Linked DNA regions of Homo sapiens: region 1 is linked to region 2. Evidence: chromatin contacts called from ENCODE Hi-C or POLR2A ChIA-PET data. All regions are on one chromosome and are shown on one strand. The core of a region is the stretch at or near the end of the contact, and the rest is flanking DNA. Distances in the headings are between cores, read along the strand shown.

What was found. Hi-C counts contacts between places; a loop is a spot of excess contacts on that map. ChIA-PET counts read pairs that join two places held with the same protein, here RNA polymerase II (POLR2A). Pooled maps may share reads with other maps.
Region 1: a pooled map shows a loop between it and region 2 (2.2-fold over the local background). The contact joins two enhancer-like sites. A Hi-C loop is called at or near these places in 3 of 168 maps with a recorded cell type or tissue (HepG2, MCF 10A and mammary epithelial cell) and 5 of 50 pooled maps. POLR2A ChIA-PET finds 5 or more read pairs at or near these places in 1 of 52 experiments (IMR-90).

The regions. Positions count from the first base shown.
Region 1 is chr18:31,232,319-31,235,237 of GRCh38, reverse strand. All of the region lies in intron 1 of LOC105372049 (a long non-coding RNA gene), which reads right to left. Among named protein-coding and RNA genes, the nearest start is that of DSC1, 71 kb to the right of the region's middle. Within about 2 kb of position 1,502, at least 2 of the 41 ENCODE cell types and tissues checked have a DNase peak (open chromatin) inside an H3K27ac peak, as active enhancers do.
Region 2 is chr18:30,986,439-30,989,436 of GRCh38, reverse strand. DSC3 (desmocollin 3) reads left to right here. Exons shown (of 16, transcript NM_001941.5): 16 at 1-72. Among named protein-coding and RNA genes, the nearest start is that of DSC3, 55 kb to the left of the region's middle. Within about 2 kb of position 1,461, at least 2 of the 41 ENCODE cell types and tissues checked have a DNase peak (open chromatin) inside an H3K27ac peak, as active enhancers do.

The DNA of each region.
Region 1 (2,919 bases), core at 253-2,752, 250 kb before region 2:
GTGCAGTTCTCAAATGTATTCACTATCAATAACACATGATGCTGAAATTAATAAAGGACAGATAGAAGTGCCCAATGTAAATTCTAAGGTATGTTAATTAGTATAAGAAAATATTTTTAAAAAGGAACAGATACTTGTACTTTGTTCTGTCATGTAGATATTTTCATAGTTTGACCAATCTACTTAAATCATCTGGATTTACCTAATGAGTTTGCTCACACTTATGTTCCTAACAATGTAGGCTCCCTGAAGCAGGGATTAAAGTGTCTGGTACACATTTTAGGCCCTTAATAATGTTGAATGTGCTAGTAAATGGATGAGTTACCAATTGCACAAGTAAAAACAGTTATGCTTGTGGAAGCAATGAACAAATAAAGAGCAAACTAGAATTACGAATGCTGCATATTATATTTTCATTGTGTTATTGACCACAATTTAGTTCATCTAGAAACAATTTTAAAATCAAGCAGAGATTTTAGCTTTCATTCATATTCTTCTTGTATTGCTATTGAGAATATTTATTTTCTCCCTAATAATCATTCCTAATTTTTTTTAACAAATTACCTTCTTTAAAGTATATTGAGATAGAAGTGTTCATTCTGGATATTTTAAAACAAGAGGTGCTTAGTAAGGACCAAGAAAATGACAAAAATTCTTTTGCAAATATTTATGTGAACTAGAAGATACTCATACTTAGGGAATTTAATGCCTAAACTTTTGTCCAAAGCTTTCTTTTAAATTGTTTTAATGACTGTTGAATATTTGGTAATAAGATGAAAATACTGAAAACCAAAAAAGTGTTAGTTCTAACCCAATTTACCTTTCTATCTATAATAAGCCCATATTTACAAATTGTACTGTATGACTTTGGTCAAAAGCAACTCATCCTTCCTTTAAAAAATCCATATGGAACTGGAGAGCAATTTAAAACAAAGCCAAATGAGATTTGTCATGTTGATAGTCAGTCCCACTGGCTCAGTCCCTGCTCTCTTGTTCACCTTTTCCTTCACTTCTGGGACTGTCATTCAAGCTTGTGGTGTCAACTTTCACTTCTGTGCCAAAGATTCACAAAAACATTTTCTATCATGCCCTCTTATCTTGCTACTATTCTTGTGTTTGCACCTTTCTGTTGGTGGTGATATTGTCACCCCAGCACACTCTGTCCCAATACAAGGTCAACCACACTCAGAAGAGAAAACTGCACTCGCACCTCCTAACTCCTCTGGTCACAGACAGCACCTAGCACGTTCAGGTGGGCTGGCCGCAGACAGCCATCTCAGTGACTTCACAGCTCTTCCAGCTGTGCATGCATGAAACTTGAAATCATCTTGATCTCTTCTTTCTTCTCTGCTGTGTTTCCAAGCCTTGCCAAGTGCTCCCCTTATGTGAAGCTTTTCCTCTTTATTCCCATGCCAAATTCCAACCTCCAATCTCCATGACTTCCCTCTGTTATTTCACAGGTTACTTATTACCACAGTCCTTGTCCAATCTGGCCCATGCTGGAAAATGTTGTTGGACTTGCCCTGAAAAAAATCTGCTCATTATGTCATTTTTTTTGCCATATTCAGAATAAGCAGTAAGTATAACCTACATGGGGCACAAAGTAGCCCTGAAAAATATAGCAGTGTTTTCTGGTAATTGCAGTCTCAAGTTTATATTCTCTCTGAAAGTAGATAGAATATTATTAAGGGGAAGATTATTAAGGAGAAAAAAGATGTTCTCATAGCAATACATGAAGAATATGAATAAGTGCTGAAATCTCTGCTTGATTTTAAAATTGTTTCTAGATGAACTAAATCATGGCCAATAACAAAATGAAAATAAAACATGCAGCATTTGTAATTCTAGTTTGCTGTTTACTTGTTCGTTGCTTCCACAAATTAAACTGCTTTTATTGGTGTAATCCATAACTCATTCATTTACTTGGTGTGTGTGTGTGTGTGCGTGTGTGTGTGTGTGTGTGTGTGTGACAGAGTCTTACTATGTTACCCATGATGGAGTGCAGTGGCGTAATCACAGCTCACTGCAACCTTGAACTCTCAGGCTCAGATGATCTTCGCATTCAGCGGGGACTACAGGCATGCACCACCACACCTGGCTAATTTTTTTTTTTGGTACTTTTTGTAGACATGAGGTTTTGCCATGTTGCCCAGGCTGGTTTGGAACTCCTGGGCTCAAATGATCCACCTGTCTCAGCTTCCCAAAGTGCTGGGATTATAGGCGTGAGCCACTGGGTGCAGGGTCTGTACACACTGACTTCCATTAAGACAACTCTTCCTGTCAGAGACCCAGGCCTGACTGCTCTCTACAAGGACAGTGACAGAGCATCTACACAGGAAGGGCTAGAATAGCAATCTGATAGGGAAACAGACCTAGGGGATGTGGATTACAGCAAGGATATTACTTCCACTTAAAAGCATATATATTTTGAGGTGGCTTGAAACTACTTTACATGATAAGCAGATGTTTTATTCATGTTGAATTTTTATTAACCTATCTGCTATAAATTCTACCCCTCTCTATGAAAAAAAAAACCTATAAGGCTGCTATCCTCCATCTAGTAGCTAATTTTTATTTGTTTCCCTGGATGTTGCAAATTTTAAGAGTTTTCTTACTGAAGCATTCAGAGTAAGCACAGGGGTGATATAAAAAATATTTAGCAACCCATTTGACACAGGCACTGAGCAATAAGATGGCCATCAGCTGGAGAAGACTGGGTTGGCTGGCTCGTGCATCCTGGCTACACATCATCTGGGGCATATGTGATCCTCGTGCACTGTACACAGGCTCAGGAGACCTCTGCTACCCAACCATCCAGTGCCATGGTGTGTGGGGAGCATCTCTGCTTAGGATACAGATTTCTCAGGTCTGGGACCCAGAAACTCTCGAGTTGTGGCTCAGTGGTGTATTTTAATAAAT
Region 2 (2,998 bases), core at 212-2,711:
CAACCACTGATATCTTTTCTGTCTCTATGGATTTGCCTACTCTGGACATTCATATAAATGAAATCGTACATATGTGGCCTTGTGTGTCTGGCTTCTTTCACTGAAATGAGGACTTTTCATGCATCCCTTTACTTGGGAATGAAATCCTAGAATATCTGAAAGGACTTGTTCAGGCTTTACTCAGAAACAAATATGATTATCAGTCTTCTATCAAATTCAAAATGAGTATTTTTAAAAGGAACATCAAATGAGATAAAGCAAAAATAGATCTGATAATAAGTATAACAGTATGTACAAATACTTGTTATCTGTGGAAGCATCATATCTTCTTGGCAAAAATTTACAGCTATAAAAATTGGCTAGCATAAATGGTCACAAAGAAAACTGACAATGCAAATACTATAAATGGTTTAATTTTATATAAGGGGCCAATTAATCAAATGATTCAATTTTTATTGTAAAATATAAGCAGAAAGTAATTCCTATTAAAATAATTTTAATGAAATAATTTTAAAAATTAGTTTAACTTTGCTTTGGAAAAATTAAAATTGTTTAATTTTATTTAAGCTGGAAAATACCTTCTGGATAAAAATTTATAAATCCAAGCATAATTCTACTATACTCAAAAGGGTAAAACCTTCTAAAAATTTGAAACGAGTTGAAAATCTGTTGTTGTTCAGATCTGAACTGTCTAAATGGATCCATGTTTCTGTCAAACTGCTCTATGCGTTAGTCAGCATGCTGTCTAAAATAGAATCCATTCTGGAGGGTAATGTCTGCTGAAAATAACATGCTACATTCCTGTGCCAGAACACGTTCTGCGTAACACCACTGAACATCTTTAGGGAGTCCTTGCCTAGACTTTTTATATTCATGATTGAGAGTGGCTTGCACTAAAATACTAGCCTCTGCTCTAAAATAAATTCACCAAAAAAGTAGCAGCATCAAATCTACTTAAAAATGATCACATTTGCCTCTATATAAGATGTTCTTTCTCCCAGACTGTGCTTTGTTGAGTTTCAAGAGACCCTCCCCAGGAGCTTCTGTCCCTGTCTGTTGGCTGCGCAACATTTTACCTTCCAGAGAACAGACAGACCACAGGATTTAGTATGGGCACCTGGGAAGATGGGGAAGAAATTAGTTTTTCTCCCCAAAAGCATGAGATTGTAATACACACAAACATTCTGTAACACTTTTTTTTCTTTTCTGGTGTTTGATTTGTTCTTATTGCCCAGCTCCCATCCCATTTAAGCAACTTTGCCTCTCAGTGCTTCTTAGCTACTATGTAAGTAAACCATAAAATTAACATGGAAACTCCTGGTCTGAAACTCCCAGGTGACCATGACTGGAGTAAGAGCTGCCTCAGTGACCACCTGTGCAAGTTTATGACCAAACACCAGATGGTCATACCCAGAACTCTTACTACCCCACAGGAGTAGGCAAAATTTACACTCAGCCTCAGAAACATTGGGGTGAAAAAATCCCAAAAGACTGAGATTTATCTCTACTACTTTGGTTCAGTTAGGACTCTAAATAGAAACTGACCAACAGAAAAATAAGAGAAGTTAATTTCTGGAACATAGGAGAAGTGAACTGAGATTCTTAGCCACTAGTCAAACAAAAAAAACAACTGGAAATTAATGAAAGAGAGGCAAGAAACATTTCCTTTTGAGATAAACTGGTTTGCACTTTTCGTTTTTTTTTTTTGGAGGGGGTGGGTTACGTAAGTTCCACGTGAGTCCTCCAGGTGTTCTGCCTTTGCCTCTGGGCACCAGTGTGCATGGCTCCTTTTCAAGTATCTACAAGAAAGTGGGGGACACACCCTTCAGTGACTCAGACCTCTCCCACGCCCATGAACAAACAGGAATAGACACTTGGGGCTGGACAGACTCATTGACAGTGCCAGGACTGTTACTAAAGACAACTTCAAAGAGAAAAGGATCTTCAGAAACCAATTTGAAGAAAGCTACAGCTGCTACTTAGCCGTTCAAGAATATTTCTCTGCCTCCCATGCACAATGCAACCATAGTGGGAGGAATATACGCACTATGAACACTATAAACCAGTGTTTTTTATTGGCTCAAACTAATAGATGCAATATGATTCCACAAGGGGTCTGAGTATTTTGCTACTGAATTCTCACATAATTTATATTGATTTTATTGTTTTATTTTCCGAATACCTTAAGGTAAATGTGCATTGTGCAATACAAATGTGTAATTTATTTTATTAAAAGATAGATTTTAGTTTTAACCTTAATAGATTAACTCCCTGTACATATGTAATCTGATTCTGCGTAAATTGCACTACCAGTTATAGAATTGTGCTGTGACATTAAAATTATGGCTCATAGACTTTTCAAGTTTCTATGACATAATGTGATGTGTCCAAGCTAAAGAAGAATTTCACAGAAATTTCTAATACATTGAGATCTCTGTTTTTTTCTTAATATGAATCATCCCAGACACGTTAAAGCAGATATATATTATTATATAAGTTTATTTGGGGAAATATAAAAAAAGGTCTTAAGCATATAAGGCATAGAAAGAGAAAACAAAAGTAGAGAAGAAAGAAGTGACATGAGTTTTCTCAGAATCATATTGGTTTAGTCACATTTTTTTCTGTTGTTCTACCTTAATGAAGTGGGATATCTGTGATCCACAAAGCGATGTCTCAGAGTAGTGTAACATGAATACCTTTCTCAGTCTAAACCTTGAAATGTACTCTTCAAAAGAAAGCCACTCACCTCAGCCTCTTGATCCAGAAAGATCATATATCATTTAGAAGGAATTCAATTTTATTTATGTATTAACTTAGACTACAAATCATATAATCAATCACAAATTCAGATGTAGAAAATATGCCTTTATTTTTTCATAACTTTTGTCTTTATCTTGACATCCTTCCCATTAAGGCAGGTGGCAAGAGTGAAACAAAAACACAATTTAATTAGGTTAAAATTAGGGTTCTCCTCATTCTTCTATCCATAGATTGTGTC